Linked DNA regions of Homo sapiens: region 2 is linked to region 1. A link is a contact called in ENCODE Hi-C or POLR2A ChIA-PET data. All regions are on one chromosome and are shown on one strand. The core of a region is the stretch at or near the end of the contact, and the rest is flanking DNA. Distances in the headings are between cores, read along the strand shown. Region 1 has its middle 80 kb from the start of GRAMD2B. Region 2 holds the start of ALDH7A1 (aldehyde dehydrogenase 7 family member A1).

The links. A loop is a pair of places that touch in the nucleus more often than their neighbours do. ChIA-PET counts read pairs that join two places held with the same protein, here RNA polymerase II (POLR2A). Pooled maps may share reads with other maps.
Region 2: a loop to region 1 is called in a pooled map, with 2.1 times the contacts of the local background. The contact joins the promoter of ALDH7A1 here to the enhancer-like site in region 1. A Hi-C loop is called at or near these places in 1 of 168 maps with a recorded cell type or tissue (naive thymus-derived CD4-positive, alpha-beta T cell), 1 of 37 single-sample maps with no recorded cell type and 8 of 50 pooled maps. POLR2A ChIA-PET finds 5 or more read pairs at or near these places in 6 of 52 experiments (BJ, IMR-90, MCF 10A and 2 more).

The regions. Positions count from the first base shown.
Region 1 is chr5:126,500,876-126,506,483 of GRCh38, reverse strand. No RefSeq gene overlaps it. Among named protein-coding and RNA genes, the nearest start is that of GRAMD2B, 80 kb to the right of the region's middle. Within about 2 kb of position 2,588, at least 10 of the 41 ENCODE cell types and tissues checked have a DNase peak (open chromatin) inside an H3K27ac peak, as active enhancers do.
Region 2 is chr5:126,592,629-126,598,236 of GRCh38, reverse strand. ALDH7A1 (aldehyde dehydrogenase 7 family member A1) reads left to right here and starts at 3,018. Exons shown (of 18, transcript NM_001182.5): 1 at 3,018-3,230; 2 at 4,833-4,886; 3 at 5,508-5,573. The coding sequence starts at 3,039. RefSeq lists a silencer at 551-714.

The DNA of each region.
Region 1 (5,608 bases), core at 1,339-3,838:
AAATACCAAGAAATAAATAATATTCTCAAACATGAAATAAAAATGTTTATATGATTCTAAATATTTAATAGAAACCAAATTCATGGGAGGAAAAACTAAGTCCCATGTTTTTTCATTTCCTCAAACCAGTCTAAATAGCATGGGTATGTAGGAGGATAAACATCCGCGTGACACGCTTCCAGGTTGAAAGGAAGCAGAATGGCCTAAAGTCAGTCCCCATTGTTCTATCGTGGCTGCTTGGCCTCTGGAAAATTACTTAATATTGCTGTCTCAGGTATTGTTTGTGAAGTTGGAAGCAGGGGATGGGAGTGACATATTTTGTCCTTTATAAACATCATGGGCTGATTTATTAAAATTCACCCAAGTGACAGGATGTCTTACAAAGCATGAAGGTATTGGAACAAAAGGCTAGAAAAATACTGATTTAGAAATGGTCGAACTTCCTATGTTTCCAGGAAGACCATGTGCCTGGTTCTACACATTCACTTGAGTAGCTGGTGTGGTCACGTGGAAATATTTACCAGGAGGAGAACCAAGTAGAAAGCTGACACTTTTCACACAAATCTACCTAAGCCATTGTGCCTACATGTATTGGAGAAAATGCAGTTCCAGCTCTCTAGGTGCCATCGTCAGAATATGGTTTTATGCTTTAAGCGTTTTATGGTTGTCCTCATTTCATATTCATCACTACTTCCTCAGACAAAATTTAGCAAACTTTAATCTTTATTAAGGTTTCATATAAAAATGGAGGCCAGGTACAGTGGCTCACGCCTGTGATCCCAATACTTTGGGAGGCTGAGGCAGGAGGATTGCTTGAGCCCAGGAGTTCAAGAATAGCCTGGGCAAAAATTAGCCGGGCGCGGTGGCGGGCGCCTGTAGTCCCAGCTACTCGGGAGGCTGAGGCAGGAGAATGGCGTGAACCCGGGAAGCGGAGCTTGCAGTGAGCCGAGATTGCGCCACTGCAGTCCGCAGTCCCACCTGGGCGACAGAGCGAGACTCCGTCTCAAAAAAAAAAAAAAAAAAAAAAAAAAAAAAAAAAAAGAATAGCCTGGGCAAAATAGTTAGATCCTGTCTCTACCAAACAAAAAGAAAAACAAAAACAAAACCCGAAATTTGCTGGGCATGGTAGCATGGACTTGTAGTCCCAGCTATTCAGGAGACTGAGGTGGGAGGATCTCTTGGGCCTGGAGGGAGAGTCTGCAGTGAGCCAAGATTGAGCCACTGCACACCAGCCTGGTAAAAAATAAAATAAAATAAAAATACATAAAAAATAAAAAAAATAATGGCACCGGGCTTTGTGGCTCACGCCTGTGATCCCAGCACTTTGGGAGGCCAAGGCAGGCAGATTACCTGAGATCAGCAGTTCAAGACCAGCCTGGCCAACATGGTGAAACTCCATCTCTAATAAAAATACAAAATTAGCCAGGCATAGTGGTGCACACCTGTAGTCCCAGCTACCTGGGAGGCTGAGGCAGGGGAATTGCTTGAACCCGGGAGGTGGAGGTTGCAGTGAGCAGAGATCGCGCCATTGCACTCCAGCCTGGGTGACAAGAGTGAAACTCCATCTTAAAAAAAAAAAAAAAAAGGAAGATTCTAGTTCTGAGTGAACCCAGCCATTTTCTTTCCTTCCCTGACTACATCATGGGAGAACATATTTCCAAGATCCTTTTTTTTGAGACTGCACTTGATGTAGAGTTTGAATTCCCACCTAATTTAATACTTTGCCCCTCAAAAGGAGAAATGACCCAATTGTTCAAGGCTTTATAGTTATTCCAAATGACCACCAAATTCATGTCATTTTGGAGACCTGCTTTCATGTCATTTTTCTTTGAAATTAAGATTATTCTAGACATTGAAAATAGAAAGAAAAAGATAAGTAACCTAAGGGAGCTGAAGCCCCTCCAAGCATCCATATATAGTCATTTTTTTTATAAACCTTAATTCAAAAATCTGTTTGGGCAGTAGGATCAATGCAGTCACAAGCCTATGAGACAGAACTGCCTTGGGCTTAATTTGTTGCAGTGTTAGAGAAAATAATGTTAGGGGAAAGTATCAACATCCTATACTACACACTGATTATACAAAAGGGTATAAAATACAATTGACAGTATCTTTTAAGGTTTCCCAGGAGTTAAAAAAACAATGACAGCAAAAGGATATGTATGTCGACCCAAAGCTTATTCACTTCTTTTAGCAAGACTGCCAAAAGGATTCTGTTCCTGGGGAGTCGTTTGAGCCAGGATGGAGACCGATTTATTGGGTTTGGCACACTAGGTCACTGGTGGACCAGGAGAGGCAGGTAGGAAGGTAGGAATCACCTTGTGTTTCATTGCTGAGTGAATCCCTTTTCCTCCCTGTTATTTAATTTTTTTTTCTAGGGTGACTTTAGGATTTATATAACATGTTATTCGGTTCAGCAGCCACTTGGCTTTGATTGTGCAATCAGTACTCTGCCGTCAATTTTCTTCTATCAGTAAACTACTTCTCTGGAACAACTGCCTGGCAAACAAATTGGGTCACAATATGCTTGTCTGTAAAGCTGACAGCACATCACATCCTCCACGCAGCGTTACCCAGATCAACTGTGTCAGAGTCCCAGCATTATCACATGACTGTTGTTCTTCTCAGTTTAGCAAGAAATGACTTAATTTTCTATAGATGAGCTTAACCCTTGAATGGGACTTTGCCAGTCTTAACCGTGAAAGAATGTGCAGTGGAGGAAATGCAGATTTCTCATTCACCACTGTCCTCTCCTGAAGTAGTCAGCATAACCATTTAACACCAAGCAATCCAGGAAATATTTTCACACCCTCCAGACTGCTGACTGGCTCTGATGACTTCCTAACTGAGCAATCACTAAACAAATAACTTTTAAACAAGTCCAATGTTGACAGGCAGACTGTGAATATCTTAATTTTTTTTGGAAATGTGGCTATAAGTGATAGAGTCTTTGCTTTGTTTTCAATCTAAAATAACTCAATCAAATGTCAATTTTCTGGTGTTTTTTTTTTAGATGGAGTCTCACTCTGTCACCCAGGCTGGAGTGCAATGGTGATCTTGGCTCACTGCAACCTCTGCCTCCCAGGTTCAAGCGATCCTCCCATCTCAGTCACCCTAGTAGCTGGACTATAGGTCTGTGCCACCACATATGCTAGTTTTTGTATTTTTAGTAGAGACGGGGTTTCACCATGTTGGCCAGGCTGTTCTCGAACCCCTGACCTTAGGTGATCTGCCCACCTCGGCCTCCCAAAGTGCTGGGATTATAGGCATGAGCCACTGCACCTGGCTTTTTTTTTTTTTTTTTTTTTTTGAGACAGGGACTCACTCTGTTGCTCAGGCTGGAGTGTAGTGGCATGATCATGGCTCACTGCAGCCTCAACCTCCTTGGCTCAAGCAATCTTCCCACCTCAGCCTCCTGAGTAGCTGGGACTACAGGCGTGTGTCACCATGCCCGGCTAATATTTGTGTTTTTTGTAGAGATGGGTTTTTTCTTTGCCTAGGCTGACCTCTAACTCCTGGGCTCAAGTGATTCTCCTGCCTTGGCCTCTCAAAGTGCTGGGATTACAGGTGTGAGTCACTGGGCTCAGCCCAAATGTTAATCTTTAAATAGAGAATAAATATGATTATTACCAAGTTTTGTTCTGGATTCACCCATACAGACTTCCCCTAAGGAAGGCTGACTCGACTGAGTGCCTAACGTGGCAACAGCAGGCACTGTCACTGAGCCCGGATTTGGTGCCACTTCCCTGCAAATCAACAAGCCATGTGGTGGCAAGGTGATTACATTGGACGTTTCCCCATTGGGGAAATAAATTTGTCTTATTTGGGATAGACCTATGTTCTTGGTATTGATCTGCCTTCCTTGACTGTAATGTTTCTGCTTTACGCGCTATCAATAGTGACTTCATATTCCACATCATATTGCTTCTAATCAAGAAAGTCATTTCACAGCAAAAGAAGTGTAGCAGTGGGCTTGTGCCTACTTGCATCCACTGTTTTTACCACATTCTCCATTACCCAGAAGCTGCTGGCTTAGGGCAGTGGCATGACCTCCTGAAGACGCTGTCAGGCCATGAGGGGATGCACCCCAGACGCATGGAATTCTATCTTAGAGGATGCAGTAGGTGCTATGAAGCAGAAACCAATATTTGTGTGCCCTTTATCTAGCCAGAATGTATGGACCCAGGAGTCAAGTTTGGAGGTAGGAACGGCTTCTCTCACTATGGATAGGGACAGGAGGCAGAGAAATTCGAGGCAGAGCAGGGTGGGGTGCCTAGCGAGGGCCCCACCCTCAAGCCTGGAACCGCGGTCCACAGTGAGAACTTTACATCCTTGTTTTCCTGTTCAAATGTTGCCTTTTCCGAAACCACTCCTGGCCTGCCCCACCCCTCATCCTGCACCCGTAAAGACCCCAGGCTCCACTGGCAGAGAGTAGAGAAGGGGAGAAGAGAAGAAACGGCTGAACGTCCGAGAGAAGCAGCTTGACTTCAGAGCGATGGCTTGATGGCGGAGCAGGACTTCGGAGAAGAGTTGTCTGGGGGTGGCTGGACTTCAGGGGAGGAATATCCTCCCGCTCCATCCCCTTTCCAGCTGAGAGCCACTTCCATCAGCAAGAAAATCCTCTGCATTCACCTCCCTTCAATTTGTTTGTGTGACCTGATTTTTCCTGGACACTGAACAAGAGCTCGGGTGCCACAGTACAGATGTTAAAGGCTGTCACGCTGACCCTCTGTCCTCGCTGGTGGAGAGCAACCACCTCATGAAAAGGCAGAAGGCCCAATGAGCTGTTTAACACCTAAGCCGTCTGCAGACAGCAAAGCTAAATGACTCACTGTAACGCATGCCCTCTGGGGCTTTGGGGGTCACAGGTACTCCCCCACTGGTCATTGTCCTGGGCCCCACATGGAGCTTTGCTCCTGTCAACACCCAGAAGCACTTGCTCTGGCTCCTGCGCCCACTCACCCGTATGCTCCCCCTCCCACGAGGGATTGAGAGCTGTGGGCCTAGTAAGCGAGGCAGTCCTGTCGTGAGGCCTGCAAAAGGGACAGGGAAGATTCCCTGTTTCACTATTACAACTAAAAACCCATTTGCAGAATTCTTGCTTCCCATCTGTACAATTCCGAGCTCTGCTGGTTTGGAGGTTTTCATTTCCAAGGGAAGAATGCTTCCATGAGGGGACATAAATGTTTCCATTGAATTGGAAGCTGAGACTTCCAAATATCCATTTTGGTCTATTTATGCTCTTGAACCAACAGAAAACCAAATACTAGAAGAAGAAAAGAAAAGAAGAAGAAGAAGAAAAGAAAGAAAGAGAGGAAAGAAAGAAAAAGACAGGACCGCTGAGAATCCATACCCTTCAGGAATAAAGATTTGGGTCATCCTTATCAGGTAAAGAATTGTGAAAAGCTGAGCTGTCTGAGGGCAAAGAAAAGATGAAATGAGTAATGGAAGAATAAAGATGGAAGAAGAAACATTTTGTGGTGAGTTACAGAAATAAGAATTATAGTGGCTATGCATATTCTCTTGCTTTGTGTGTGTGTGCACGTGTGCACAAGCATGTGTATGTATGGTATATAGATCCTCAATGAATGTATGTTAGCTATTTTCT
Region 2 (5,608 bases), core at 1,769-4,268, 91 kb before region 1:
CCACCACATCCAGCTAATTTTTGTATTTTTAGTAGAGATGGGGTTTCACCACGTTGGCCAGGCTGGTCTCGAACTTCTGATCACTCAAGTGATCCTTCCATCTTGGCCTCCCAAAGTTCTGGGATTACAGCTATGAGCCACTGTGCCCAGCCAGCCAGAATTGGTTCAGAAGGATGGGCACACTTCTCTTCTTGACTTGAAGAGAGGGCAGCCAACACTCCTTGATGACACTATGTGTTGCTCCTAATCCTTTGTGCCTCTATGTATTTTAATTTCGTTGAAGTGAATGGAAGAGAAGAGAAGGAAGAATGTGGTTTTGGGATATGTGGACAAATAATCTTGTTGGCTGATAGAAAGTGATGAGAATCAGTTAAAATGTCTGAGAATTAGCCGGGCGCGGTGGCTCATGCCTGTAATCCCAGCACTTTGGGAGGCCAAGGCGGGCGGATCACGAGGTCAGGAGATCGAGACCATCCTGGCCAACGTGGTGAAACCCTGTCTCTACTAAAAATTGAAAAATTAGCCAGGTGTGGTGGTGAGTGCCTGTAGTCCCAGCTACTCAGGAGGCTGAGGCAGGAGAATCACTTGAACCCGGGAGGCGGAGGTTGTGGTGAGCCAAGATTGCACCACTGCACTCCAGCCTGGGGACAGAGTGAGACTCCGTCTCTAAATAAATAAATAAATAAATAAATAAAGTCTGAGAATTAAAATTAGAAAAATTAGCACCATGGTCCTCCGTGTAGATGGAAGACAGCAGCAGGGTTGTTGATAGAGATTACCAATGTCAGATAGGGCATTGCAACTCCTTCGACGGTGTTATTCATTGGTTCATTTGTTCATATACTCATGTAAGTGAGCGTAAACTTGGAACAATGCTAGGAACTGTGGAGCAATGCAAAGATGAGTCAGAGATGGTCCTTGCCCTAACAGGAAAAAACTGTAGCATTTACAAAAGGAAGCATCATTCATGTATGCCTAGTACTAACTGCAGTTTCTGGTAGCTGCTTGATACATGCAGAGTGTTTGTTCAAATCATTTGTACTATAAGGGTGGAAGAGATAAAGCTTATGTTTGAATGCAGAGATGAAAGGGGCCAGGAGTGGTGGCTCAAGCCTGTAATCCCAGCTCTTTGGGAGGCGCAAGGCAGATCCCTTGAGCCGAGGAGGTGCGGACCAGCCTGGGCAACATGGGGGAACCCTGTCTCTACAAAAAATCCTCAAAAATTAGCTGGGTGTGATGGCATGCCTGTAGTCCCAGCTACTTGGGAGGTTGAGGTAGGAGGATCACTAGAGCCTCGGAGGTCGAGGCTTCAGTAAGCCATGATCCTGCCACTGCACTCTAGCGTGGGCAAGCATATTTTAAACTCATGTTCAAATAATGATGATTGAGATATTAGTATTTCCGTTTTACAGGGTAGGCCCAGTTGTTGTGAAATGAGATGGGGCATGCATGAATGGAAAGGATATTGTAGGAAGACAGAAATGGAGAATGAAAGAAATTGATCAAAACTGTCTTTATTCTTTAAGAGTAAGAGCTGGGCGTGGTGGCTCACACCTGTAATCCCAGCACTTTGGGAGGCTGAGGTGGGCGGATCACGAGGTCAGGAATTCGAGACCAGTCTGGCCAACATAGTGAAACCCCTTCTCTACTCAAAATACAAAAAATTGGCCAAGCGTGGTGGTGGGCGCCTGTAATCCCAGCTACGCAGGAGGCTGAGGCAAGGAGAATCGCGTGAACCCGGGAGGCGGAGGTTGCAGTGAGCCGAGATTGCGCCACTGGACTCCAGCCCTGGCAACAGTGCGAGACTACGTCTCAAAAAAAAAAAAAAAATGTAAGAATAGGCCGGACACAGTGGCTCACGCCTGTAATCCCAGCACTTTGGGAGGCAGAGGCGGGCAGATCACGAGGTCAGGAGTTCGAGAGCAGCCTGGCCAACAGGGAGAAACCCCGTCTCTACTAAAAATACAAAAATTAGCTGGTGTGGTGGTGTGCACCTGTAATCCCAGCTACTGGGGAGGCTGAGGCAGGAGAATCACTTGAACCTGGGAGGTTGAAGTTGCAGTGAGTGGAGATCGTGCCATTGCACTCCAGCCTGGGCGATAGGGCGAGACTCCATCTTAAAAAAAAAAAAGTAAGAGGCCGGGCGCAGTGGCTCATGTCTCTAATCCCAGCACTTTCGGAGGCTGAGGCGGGCAGATCATCTCAGGTCAGGAGTTCCAGACCAGCCTGACTAACATGGTGAAACCCCGTTTGTCCTAAAAATACAAAAAATTAGCCGGGTGTGGTGGTGCACACCTGTAATCCCAGCTACTCAGGAGGCTGAGGCAAGAGAATCCGCTTGAACCCGGTAGGCGGAGGTTGCAGTGAGCCGAGATCGCGCCGTTGCACTCTAGCTTGGGCAAGAAGAGCGAAACTCCGTTTCCAAAAAAAAAAAAAAAAAAAAAAAGTAAGAATATACCCAGGCAGGATATTTATAGAGGAAATGCAGCAATCTAATATTTATCATTAATTAGAAAACTTTAATTTGTAATCTACCAAAACAGTGAAAACAACCAACCCTTCCCCCGCCCCCCAATACAAACCCTCCGTTGCCTACTCCAGGGACAAGAGGCGTCACCATCGCTGAGGAGCTGGTTAGGAATGTCGGCTCTCCGACCCTAGCCCAGACTTACTGAATCAGAATGTGCATTTACCACGACGACCAGGTCATTACACGCATTTTACAGTTTCAGAACCCCTGCTATAGCCTACTGTACTTCAGCGCCAATATTTTGCTGAAAAGAATTCCCAGCTGGAACTGTGGCTCCCGGAGTCTTTCACCAGATGGCAGCAGCCCACTCCTCCCTGTAGCACTCCCATTGTTCCAGGCAGGATTCAGCCGCAGGCTCCTCCGGAAGACCAGGGGCAGACGGGGCGGTGGCGGGGTCGTGCCCAGTGGGAGGGGTCGGGTCTGCCCAATGGGTTCTCCCGGGCGGGGGGCGGGGCTCTATTTCAGCAGCTCTCAGGGCCTTGGGCTCATCCCGAGTCCCGGGCTCAGTATGTGGCGCCTTCCTCGCGCGCTGTGTGTGCACGCTGCAAAGACCAGCAAGCTCTCTGGACCTTGGAGCAGGCCTGCCGCCTTCATGTCCACTCTCCTCATCAATCAGCCCCAGTATGCGTGGCTGAAAGAGCTGGGGCTCCGCGAGGAAAACGAGGGCGTGTATAATGGAAGCTGGGGAGGCCGGGGAGAGGTACGCGGGCGCTCAAGAAATCTCTGCAGCCGCCGGGGCTCGCTCGAGGAGGCCGGGCGGGCACTGACCTACCGACTCCCCGCTGGCGCTGGATGCGGTAGTAGCATGGGAGATTTTGAAGCTCCACAGTAAAAGTTTTCTCGTGTAGGGTGCCTTTAAAACAAAAACTTAGATTTTAGGTCCTTGTGTGCTATGCAGAATCGACGTCATTTTGGAGCTGTAGGGGCTAAACTTCCCGCGCATATTTAAAACATTATGGTCTACCGGGCGCGGTGGCTCACCCCTGTAATCCCAGCACTTTGGGAGGCCTAGGCGGGCGGATCACCTGAGGTAGCGAGTTCAAGACCAGCCTGACCGACATGGAGAAACCTTGTCTCTACTAAAAAAAATACAAAATAGCCGGGCGTGGTGGCGCATGCCTGTAATCCCAGCTACTAGGGAGGCTGAGGCAGGAGAATCGCTTGAACCCGGGAGGTGGAGGTCGTAGTGAGCCGAGATCGTGCCATTGCACTCCAGCCTGAGCAACAAGAGCGAAATTCCGTCTCAAAAAAAAAAAAAAAAAAAAAAATTAAAACCTTATGGTCTTGGGATCTATGGTCTTGTGAGAAATGTGGCACACTGAGCGGTGCAACTGATCTTAATTTAGAGCTTAACTCTGGCTCTTCAGCTGTGACGTGCACCGCAGGTAACGTTCTTCAGTGTAGTTTTAAGTTATCTTCCTTCCTGAATTCTTTGGGAGTTTGCAAGCTTGGACGTGCCGAAATCTTGCCATGTTGTACGTTGGGCTGTGAACTCCTTTGAGGACTGGATTTTCAGCATTTCTCCATTGCCCAGGGCTTAACACCGCGCCTGATACCCATTACTGCTCAAAACAATGTTTTATAGAATACAATGGAAAGGTAAGGTTATTATCGCCCAGATTTTTTTTTAAAAGAAAGTTTTTTATAGGAGGATGTTATGTAACAGTTAACAAACTTTGTTGGACGTTGTATATTATATAATGAACCTGCCTTGGTAGAGGGAACACGTCTTTTGGTAATCAGTGGCTGTAGGAGATACAGATAATTTTAATTGCTCCTCAGACCTCGGTGTTTCATCCTGATTTCCGTGTGGTATCTGATCATTAGGCTCTTGGAGGCCTTTTTAGCTGTGCCTTGATTTTCCCTTTCATTGTTGACCTGAGACCTCTCCAGTTGGTGTGGACACGGGACTTTCCAACAGTTTTCCTGCCTTGGCCATTTCATCTCTGAGCAGAGGGTGGGCAGAGTAAGGAAGAGAAGAAATAACTAAAACTAGTCAGTTTGGTCTGTTATTAATGGAAAAAGAGACAAAATAACTGCTTATGTTAAGGCTTTTGTTTATATGCCTAATATTGAGATGTCAGAGGCGAGTTTTGCAGAAAGGTAGTTTCTAATGTTTAAGTCAGAAATGAAAGACAACCTCTGTAGAGTGGTTTATATGTAACAGAAGTTAACCTAAGCTTTTTGAGTTTGGGTATTATATCATTTTTTCCTCTCTTGTTTTTCTTCCCCGTTTGGTCTATTCCCTTACTTCAAAAGGGATTACGTTTTCTATACATGATCATCATCCTTTTGTTTTAAGGTTATTACGACCTATTGCCCTGCTAACAACGAGCCAATAGCAAGAGTCCGACAGGTAAGAGTGTGTGTGTGTGTGTGTGTGTGTGTGTGTGTGTGTTTAATTCAAATTATACACAAGGAGTTTGTGCAGGCTTTCTTTAGAGGCAGAAGCCAGTTAGGCAGGTCAAGAATAATATAAAATCACAAATGAAGAGAATAATGTGTTTATTTTTCATTTGTCATTTAGGACTGTCTGGGGGAGACTGTCCTCTCTTGGGTGGGGGCGTGAAAAGGAAAGAACCATAGAAAAGGTGAAGCGTAGAAAGATTAGGCAGGGGGCCATTTAAGGCAGTGCTTCTGAAGTACCTGAGGATTTTGTTAGAATGAAGCTTCTGATTTCCGAAGTCTGGGTTGGAGCTCAAGGTTCTGCATTTCTAATATGCCTTACATGTTCCCAGATGAAGCTGACAGATTTTGCTTTGAAAAGCAAGGTTTTAAAGCATAGTTGGATACCAACCTGTTTTACCGGGTTCTAGCTAGTTTTTGGAAGTATAGACTGTGGGAATCATTCTCAGCCATAAATGTTAGGGAACCCTAGAGATTTCCCAACTCTTTTCTGAAAATATTTTTGTGTTCTAGAAGATCATCATCATTTCTCTTTATTTCCCCCTTTCTGTCCCCCTAATTCTTAATTTAGGCCAGTGTGGCAGACTATGAAGAAACTGTAAAGAAAGCAAGAGAAGCATGGAAAATCTGGGCAGATGTAAGTATGGCCTTTGTTTCTAGAATTCAGAAAAG